3 separate regions of the Homo sapiens genome follow, and all the other regions are linked to region 1. The links are chromatin contacts, found by Hi-C or POLR2A ChIA-PET in ENCODE. All regions are on one chromosome and are shown on one strand. Each heading gives the region's core, a stretch centred on a gene start or an enhancer-like site at or near the end of the contact. The rest is flanking DNA. Distances are from core to core; before and after follow the strand shown. Region 1 holds the start of ZNF77 (zinc finger protein 77). Region 2 holds the start of PLEKHJ1 (pleckstrin homology domain containing J1). Region 3 holds the start of MFSD12 (major facilitator superfamily domain containing 12).

The links. Hi-C counts contacts between places; a loop is a spot of excess contacts on that map. ChIA-PET counts read pairs that join two places held with the same protein, here RNA polymerase II (POLR2A). Pooled maps may share reads with other maps.
Region 2: a pooled map shows a loop between it and region 1 (9-fold over the local background). The contact joins the promoter of PLEKHJ1 here to the promoter of ZNF77 in region 1. A Hi-C loop is called at or near these places in 4 of 50 pooled maps.
Region 3: a pooled map shows a loop between it and region 1 (6-fold over the local background). The contact joins the promoter of MFSD12 here to the promoter of ZNF77 in region 1. A Hi-C loop is called at or near these places in 6 of 50 pooled maps. POLR2A ChIA-PET finds 5 or more read pairs at or near these places in 3 of 52 experiments (A673, HCT116 and PC-9).

The regions. Positions count from the first base shown.
Region 1 is chr19:2,943,515-2,946,438 of GRCh38, forward strand. It overlaps ZNF77 (zinc finger protein 77), which reads right to left and starts at 1,457. Exons shown (of 4, transcript NM_021217.3): 1 at 1,324-1,457. The coding sequence starts at 1,326. RefSeq lists silencers at 1,153-1,232, 1,373-1,622 and an enhancer at 1,693-1,852.
Region 2 is chr19:2,234,888-2,237,811 of GRCh38, forward strand. PLEKHJ1 (pleckstrin homology domain containing J1) reads right to left here and starts at 1,442. Exons shown (of 6, transcript NM_018049.3): 1 at 1,268-1,442; 2 at 1,036-1,103; 3 at 875-941. The coding sequence starts at 1,361. SF3A2 (splicing factor 3a subunit 2) reads left to right here and starts at 1,937. Exons shown (of 9, transcript NM_007165.5): 1 at 1,937-2,014. MIR6789 (microRNA 6789) reads right to left here and starts at 1,039; the gene lies at 942-1,039. RefSeq lists enhancers at 1-246, 249-857, 1,466-2,074, 1,653-1,702 and silencers at 883-1,512, 2,123-2,222.
Region 3 is chr19:3,556,090-3,559,013 of GRCh38, forward strand. It overlaps MFSD12 (major facilitator superfamily domain containing 12), which reads right to left and starts at 1,497. Exons shown (of 10, transcript NM_174983.5): 1 at 1,017-1,497. The coding sequence starts at 1,314. RefSeq lists silencers at 923-1,092, 1,273-1,342, 1,383-1,932 and an enhancer at 2,042-2,336.

The sequences.
Region 1 (2,924 bases), core at 207-2,706:
AGCTGACCACGAGGAGGTACATTTACTGTCAACCTCCTTTCTGCTTGTCCCCTAAAACGTTCCTCCAAACCTTTTCTTGTGTATGAAAGTAAAGCCTTTTCCTGGTTGATTTTGAGACCTGGCAGGTTTCGGAGGCTGGGGCTTATCCCTATTTTTCTCTCTCCTTCTCTAGCCAGGATTTTTTTTTTTTTTTTTTTTTTTGGTTTTTGTTTTTGAGACGGAGTCTTTCTCTGTCGCCAGGCTGGAGTGCAGCGGCGCCATGTCGGCTCACTGCAAGCTCCACCTCCCAGGTTCACGCCATTCTCCTGTCTCAGCCTCCCTGGTAGCTGGGATTGCAGGCGCCCGCCACCACGCCGGGCTAATTTTTGTATTTTTAGTAGAGACGGGATTTCGCCATGTTGTCCAGGCTGGTCTGGAACTCCTGACCTCAGGTGATCCGCCCGCCTCGGCCTCCCAAAGTGCTGGGATTACAGGCGTGAGCCACCGCGCCCGGCCCAGGATTTTATTATTTGACAGGCTCCAGGACAGGGCACCACCTCCTCCTTGGCAGACCTTCCCAAACTGACCACCAAGCCCCTGACGGCTCCTGCCCTCTCCTCCCACTCTCCCCGATCCCCTGACTGCCTCTACTGTCCCCCAACACATCCCTCGAGCCCGACTCCCTTTACTGTCCCCCCAAACTTCCCTCAAGCCCCTGATCGCCTCTACTGCCCCCCTTAAAGTGCCCCTGAGCCCCTGACTGCTTCTGCTGTCCCCTCGAGCTGCCCCCAAACTCCCGACTGCAGCTACTGTCCCCCTAAACTGCCTTCGAGCCCCTGATCACCTGTCCCCCAAAACTGCCCCTTCAAACCCATGACCGCCTCTACGGCCCCCTCAAACTGTCCCCGAGTTCCTGACCGCTGCTATTGGCCCCCTAATCTGCCCTTGAGCCTGACTCCCTTCCACTGAACCCCCAAACTGCCGCCGAGCCCCTGACCGTGTCTGTTCCCGCAAACTGCCCCTGTGCCCCTTAAACCTCTACTGTCCACTTAAATTGCCTCAAGCCCCTGACCACCTCTGCTGTCCCCACAAGCTCTCCCCAAACTCCTGACCTGTACTGTCCCCAGAAACTACCCCTCGAGCCCCTGACCGCTTTTGCTGTCACCCCAGACTGCCCCCAGCCCTACCCCTCGGCCGCTGTGACCACGTCCCCGGGGCCCAGGCGCTCGTCGTGCGCCGCCCCGCGCGTCCCTCAGCTTTCTCCGGCTGCGAACTCGGGCGGAAGCCGGTTCCTGCCGCCCCACCTCGCCCTGGGCCCGGGCTCGGCTCCCGCCCGGCACTCACCATGTCCCGCCCGCTCCTGGGCTCTCCAGGGTTAGCGCCCCGCGGTCCAGCGACCGGCGCAGGTGAGCACGACAGGACACCTGAGCCGCTCGGGGTAGGCGGGGAAGCGCGCAAGGCAGAGGGGAACTCGGCTTACCGTCCTCGGGGTCTGATTGGACAGATCTCGGGAAGTGGAGACTCTGATTGGACAGTGCTGTCGACTCCGCACCCCTGATTGGAGAATTCTCCAGTCCGTCCCCCTAGCGCCCTTGATTGGGCAGGGCTCCGCTTCGGATTAACGTCTCTGATTGGACAGTTCCCTAGGCCCCGCCCCTGCCTGTCCTGATTGGATAATTCTCTCCTCAGTGACGGGCTCGTCGAGAACACGCGTGGCTGACCCTCTAGCCGGGCAGCCGCGGATCTGGGAGAACTCACTCCAGTCCAGGGAGGGCGCGGCGTCCTCCTCCCTGACTGCACGGCAACTCCAGACTCAGTTTCCCCTCGGAGCGGCCCCTCGTGCGGGGAGGAGAGGAAGGGCACGGAGTCCCATGGGGCGGAGTCCTGCGTGGGGGCGGGACCCGCGTGCGTGACGTCACCGTGCTGTCCCGCGTGGGCGCGGACGCCTGGGGTCCAGAGACCTGGAGATCTGGAGACCAGACGACGAGGCCCCAGGAGGCCGGACCCCACCAGGCGCTCCCTGTGTTCTTAAAACTCTCGGCCGGGCGCGGTGGTTCACGCCGGTAATCCCAGCACCGTGAGAGGCGGAGACCGGCGGATCATCAGAGGTCAGGAGTTCAAGTCCAGCCTGACCAAAATGGCGAAAACCACTTCTCTCCTAAAAATACAAAAATTAGCTGGGCACGGTGGCGGGCGCCTGTAATCCCAGCTACTCCGGAGGCTGAGGCAGGAGAATCGCTTGAACCCAGGAGGCGGAGATTGCAGTGAGCCAAGATCAGGACACTGCACTCCAGCCTGGGCAACAAGAGCGAAACTGAGTCTCAAAAAAAAAAAAAGCAGCCCTCCCACAAACAGAACCACGTAAGGTCATGAAGAGAGAGGTCTCACATTTATATGCTTAATAACGAAAAAGACTCTACAAAAACCACAGGCTTAAACAAAAAATACTTTTACAGGGACACTCAGACTGGTGTGACCCTTGTTACTGATCTTTGTAGACAAGGATAATTATTTCTGAAAAATGATGTAATCCTCATTTAAAATTTTTTTTTTCCTTTATAAACCTTTGTCCCAGTCTGGGCAACATGGCAAAACCCCATATATACAAAAAATACAAAAATTAGCTGGGAATAAAGGAGTGTGCGCCTATGGTCCCAACGACTTGATAGGCTGAAGCAGGAGGATCGCTCGAGCCCGTGGGGATTGAGGCTGCAGTGAGCTGTGATCTCACCATTGTACTCCAGCCTGGGCAACAGAGACCCCCGTCTCAAAAAAATGAAAACCAAAAACAACCTTTGTCTTCCTTTACCTCCCTGAATAAGCACATAGTTTGCTATGCCGCGCATATTCCCACTGCAATGAACTGTTACCACCGTTTTTAGACAGCCTGTTATTTAGGTCGACACAGTAAAAACATGAATTACGACAATTATGTTTGTATGTAA
Region 2 (2,924 bases), core at 192-2,691, 710 kb before region 1:
TACTCGGGAGGCTGAGGCAGGAGAATCACTTGAACCCGAGAGGGGGAAGTTACAGGGAGCCGAGATTGCACCACTGCACTCCAGCCTGGGCGACATACCAAGACCCTGTCTCAAAAAATAAGCAAATAAAATAATAAAGTGAAGTAAAAAGGGGTTGTCAGGGTGGGCCCTAAATTCTGCTTGGCGTCTGTGTAGAAGGGGAAATGTGGGCACAGACGTGATGCAAGGAGGACAAGGTGACGCTTCCACAAGCCAAGGAACCTGGAGGATACTGGCCACCACTAGGAACTGGGAGATTCCCCTCGGCCTCAGAAGGATTCGGCCCCACCCACACCTTCATCTAGGATTTCTGGCCTCCAGAACTGTAGAGAATGTTTCTGATATTTAAGCCACCTGGCCTGTGGAATTTTGACAGCCACTCTGGGCAAACTAGCAGGGACTCCATCTTTCCCCGCAGAAGGGAATCTCTTAAGACCCAGGAGAACACCCCCCTCTCACTCCTCCTACCCCCACCTGGGATTTCCAGCCCGGGGCCATATAACAATGCTAGACCCATGCTACTCTTGGCAGCTGGGGAAACGCTTTGGGTGGGGCTGGCCCACCTGCCCTGTAAGTACAGCCTGGGCCCACAGGGAACAAAGAGCAGAGTCTGGGAGGGACCCAAGCTTAAGTGGACTCGGCAGGTGGGAAGGGTGGTGCCCGCCAGGAGAACTTGACCTTGAGCTGCCCGTGGACAATGCACTCTTGTGTTTGAGGAGGGTGGCGCCAGGCTGGGGACACAGAGGAGACCTTGGGCGCCCGGGGAGGGGAAAGTGCGGCGCTGCGGGTGCCCCGGGCTGCGGGAAGCGCCGCTGGCTTCCCTAGCCCCACTCACTGATGGAGAAGGTGCCGGGCTCTTCCCGGACGACTCTGCAGCGCTCCAGCAGCAGGGCTCCGACGGGCTGGAGGAGACACGGGCGCCGGGACGGGGCAGTGAGCACCCGGCCTCCGAGGGGCCCAGCCTGGGACCCGCCCGCGCGCCCGGGACGCCCCTACCTCGGCCTCGTCTGTCCGAAAGTAGAAGAGGAAATTCACCACCAGCTTCACCAGCCGCCGCTTCAGCACTGCGGGCACAGCGCGCACTCAGGGGCGCAGGCAGCCCCCGCCCGGACCCCGGCCTCCCGTCCCCGGCGCCCCGACCCGGACTCCGGCCTCCGGCACCCCCGCCCAGACCCCGGCCCCGGCCTCCCGCCCCTGGCACTGTCTCGGTCTCCCGGGTCCCGCTCACCGCTGCCCTTCTTGGGGCCCCTCATGCCCAGCTCGGCCGCCATCTCGGCCGGCTGCCGGGACAGAGCCTGCAGCTCCTTCTCGTTGTACCGCATGGCTCCGCGGGGAACGGGAACCCGGGCCGCGCCCTCCCGGCCGCCGTCCCCGCTCAGGCTGGGGCCGGCGCCAAAAATGTCTCAGGGCGCAGACACGGAAGCACCCCCAGGGCTAGTGCGCCTGCGCACCTTGGGCCAGCCATGCCGCCCGCCTCCGCTGCGTGGCGCTGGCGACCCGTGGCTGCTGGCGTGGGCGGGGTACCGGTTGGTAGGAGAGACGGACCGTTGTTACATAACCATTAAACTGAAATAAACCGGACCAAGGTGGAACAGAATCAAGGCACCCCAGCGATGGCTGGCACCCCTTTCTAGAGCGGCCAGGCGCAGGCGGAGGGAGCGATAACGTCGCCCGGAGAGTGTCAGCCGCTCCCTCGCGAAAGTTGGCCCCGTGCGGCCGCAGCGGACCGAGGGTTCGTTGAGAGCGTTGTGCGCACGCGCAGTTTGCCTTCCAGGCCGCGCTTTCAGCCTCTCCCCCTCCAGCCTTTTCCTTCGCGCCTCGGGACCCTCTGACTCACGCCGCTGGGCGGGCCAGGCATGCGCACACCAGAGGGCCCGTCTCATTTGCCCCGGAAGTGCTTTCTTTGCCCGCCGTTCGCCAAACGAAGTCGTGGAGGTGGCGAAACGAGGAGGAGATAACGCGGCCTTGGGCTCTGGTGAGGAGTAGAGGCGGTTGAGGGCGGCGGCCGACGCGGACCGGGGGTTCCCTGGGGGACAGCGGACGTAGGAGAGAGGCGCTTGCGACAGGCCGCGGGCCGAGGGTGGGGCGGCGGCGTCGCTCCCCTCCCTCCTCCCGTGAGCGTCCGGCCTTGTGCATCCTGAGGCCCCGCGCTGGGCGGGCCTGGAGGGTCGGGCCCGCCAGGAACTCTATTTCCAAACTCCTGTTGGGAGGCCGCGCGCGGGGCCTCACGCCTGTAATCTCACTGCTCAGGGAGGCCTTGGCGGGAGGATCGCTTGAGGCCAGGAGTTCGAGACCAGCCTGGACAACACACCGAGACCCCCATCTCTACAAAAAATTTTAAAAAATTAGCCAGGAGTGGTGGTTGTACCTGTAGGCCCAGCTACTCGAGAGGATCGCTTGAGCTCGGAATGTCGAGGCTGCAGTGAGCCATGATCCCACCACTGCACTCCAGCCTGGGCAACATAGCGAGACCCCATCACTGCAAAAAAAAAAAAAAAAAAAATTAGCCGGGCGTGGTTGGTGACGCGCGCCTGTAGTCCCAGCTACTCTGGAGGCTGAAGCGGGAAGATCGCTTGAGTCCAGGAGGTCGAGGCTGCAGTGAGTTGTGATTGTGCCGTTGCACTCCAGCCTGGACAACAGAGCAAGACCCTGTTTGACAAAATAAAAAAGAAACAACCAAGATTCGTTGGGGTCGAATCGGGATCGCGGCTGAAATGGTTTCGGCCGCCTTCCTTGTAGCCGAGAACGCTTCTGTATGCTCATCTATACCTGTTAGTTGACTGGGGCTCTGTGATGTAATTCCTGTGAGCCTCAGTTCCCTTAAAATGGGAGTGACGGCTTCAACATCATGCCAAAGGCGACCAGAACACGTTAGCTGGCCCCAT
Region 3 (2,924 bases), core at 247-2,746, 610 kb after region 1:
CCCTGACCCTCCAGTCCCACCCAGGCGGCTCCCAACTCTCAACTCCCGGAGCAGCACCCTCAAACTGCTGACGCACCAGGTTGCCCTGGCAGAACACACAGAGAGAGAGGAGGCTCTAGGGGGCCTGACTGTCCCTCAGCCATAGCTGTCCCAGTTGGTCACCCTAATAGACGAGCTCAGGCTAGACAGACTGACAAAGGAGGCGCTGAGCAGTCACCACCAACCCTCCAGAGGGTTCAGGGTGGCCCGGGGGCTCAGACAAACAAAGGCATTCCCACTAGAAAGTCATGTAGTCAGATGGTGAGGGCCCCGCAGGTCAGACAGCAGCTCTGAGGCAGACAGGGGAGGCTGGACCAAGGGACAGACAGAGGGGATACGGGGCAGTTAAACAGACAGATGGGGGAGGCTCATGGCTCAGGCAGATAGAGAAGCCCTGCACAGTTGGACAGATGGGGGAGGCACTGCACAGTCAGACAGATGGGGGAGGCACAGCACAGTCAGACGGGGGAGGCTCAGGCCATGGGGCAGAAAGACGGGGGATGCTGGATGGTGGGACAGGCAGGGGAGGCTCAGGAGTGACACCACAGAGGGGCCACTGGGTAGTCAGACAGACGGGGGAGGCTCAGGCCACGGAACAGCCAGAGGGGTGAAAACTCAGCTCATGGGGCAGACAAACAGGGGAGACTTAGGTCCCAGGCAGGCAGAGAGAGGGGGCTGGGTGGTGGGACTGATGGAGGAAGCTCAGGCCATGGGCACAGACAGACAGACAGGGGAGGTTCGGGCCAGGGGACAGACAGAGGGGTGAAAACTCAGCTCATAGGGCAGACAGATACATAGGGGAGGTTAAGGCCGTGGACAGACAGTGCAGGGAAGCTCGGGCCACGGGACAGACAGACCGAGGGGAGACTCCGATCCTGAGGCAGGCAGACGGCGGGTGGTGAGTCAGAGGGAGGAGGCGCCCGGGTCGCGGAGTCTCGGAGGGGCTGCCCGACAGGTGGCGGGGCCGGGACGCTTACCGACCAGGTGCCAGGCCTTGCGCGGGCCGTAGCGGGCGCAGCAGCTGGCGGCGCGGTCGGCCTCGTAGCCCACGAGCGGTGTGCACAGCCCGTCGGCCACCTGGCCCAGCAGCAGCAGCAGCCCCGCGCCGCGGGAGCTGTAGGCGCGCACCGAGTGCAGGTAGAGCAGCAGGTAGGTGAACCACATGGACGCGCACAGGTCGTTGAGGAAGTGGCCCACGGCGTAGCTCAGCCGCGCCACCAGGGACAGCGGCCGCGGGGACGGCGCCGCTCCGGCCGCTGGGGGTCCCGGGCCCATCGCGGCGCCGGGCCCGCGCCCCCCACCCCCGGGCTCCGCGGAGGGTACCCTGGCCAGGCCTTCTTGGGTGCCGTGGGGGCAGGCGCCGGGGACCCCCACCACGCGCCGGGCACCCCGCGTCCCGCTCTCTTACGGCCGCGCCCTCACCCACGTCCGCCGCGTCCGCCCCACGCTCGACTCTGCAGCCGCCGGGCCCCAGAGCCGGGCGACTGCGCCGGGCGGGGCAGGGCGGGGAGGTTCCGGTGCCTGAGCCAATCGGAGCCGCGCCCCGGGGAACCGCAGCCAATCGCCAAGGAGAGAGGAGAGGGGCGTGGCCGCAGGGCTCGTTCCGCCTCTACGACGGGCGCCCACGCGGTCCTAGCGCCCGCCGGGTATGAGGGCGAACCCCGAGCGCGCCGCAGGAGTGGCCGGCACCCCCATAGACTGGGGAAGGAAATGGACCAGAGGGCACCGCCGGCTCCCACCCAGACCCGGCCTCCAGGCCCGCACCACCCCAGTCCACCCGGAGCTGGACAGCCCACTGCGGGCCGGGGTGGAGCGAGTGGGACGGGCTCTGGATTTGGGGTTGGGGGGAGGTCTGAGCCCGAGCTGGCCTCGGGGTCCGCTGACTCCCCGGCCTAGAGAGACGCGATCGGGCGCGGAGAGGACGCAACAACACTAATTAATTGGTTACTAACGGTAATGATGGGGGTAATCAACATAATAGTACCAGCTGGCCTTTAACGAGCGTTGCCTGCAAAGAGCCCCACGTGGTGACGCAAATTTCACTCTCATTTTACAGGCGAGGAACAGAGTTGCCCGAGGCTCGCAGTGAGTCAGGCGTCTGTGACTCCCAGGCCTGTGCGCGCGACCCTCCCCGTCCAACCAACGTCCTCCCACAAACGGGTCACCGGACTGAGGGTTTCAAGTTCCTCCAGGGGGTGTGTGCGGTTCCCCCTAACTCAGGCCCTACTCCTTCCAGCAGCATTTTCTCTTCTTTCCTCTTTTTATTTATTTCAGAAACAGGGTCTTGAGACGGGCGCGGTGACTCACGCCTGTAATCCCAGCACTTTGGGAGGCCGAGGCGGGCGGATCACCTGAGGTCAGGAGTTTGAGACCAGCCTGGCCAACAAGGTGAAACCCGTCTCTATTAAAAATACAAAAATTAGCCGAGCGTGGTGACAGGTGCCTGTAATCCCAGCTACTTTGGAGGCTGAGGCAGGAGAATCGCTTGACCCAGGAGGCAGAGGTTGCAGTGAGCCAAGACCGCGCCATTGCACTCCAGCCTGGATAACAAGAGTGAAACGCCGCCTCAAAAAAGAAAGAAAGAAAGAAAGAAACGGTCTTGCTCTGTGGCCCAGGCTGCAGTGCATTGGTGCAATCATGGCTCACTACAGCCTCAATCTTCAGGGCTCAAGTAATCCTCCTGTCTCAGCCTCCCAGGTAGCTGGGACTACAGGCACGCATCACCACATGTGGCTAACTTTTGTATTTTTAATTTTGGAGAGACAGGGTCTCACTATGATGCTTAGGTTGACCTCAAACTCCTGGTCTCAAGCAAGCCTCCCACCCTGGCCTCCAGAAGCTCTGGGATTACAAACATGAGCCTCTGCATCGGGCGGGTCTCCAGC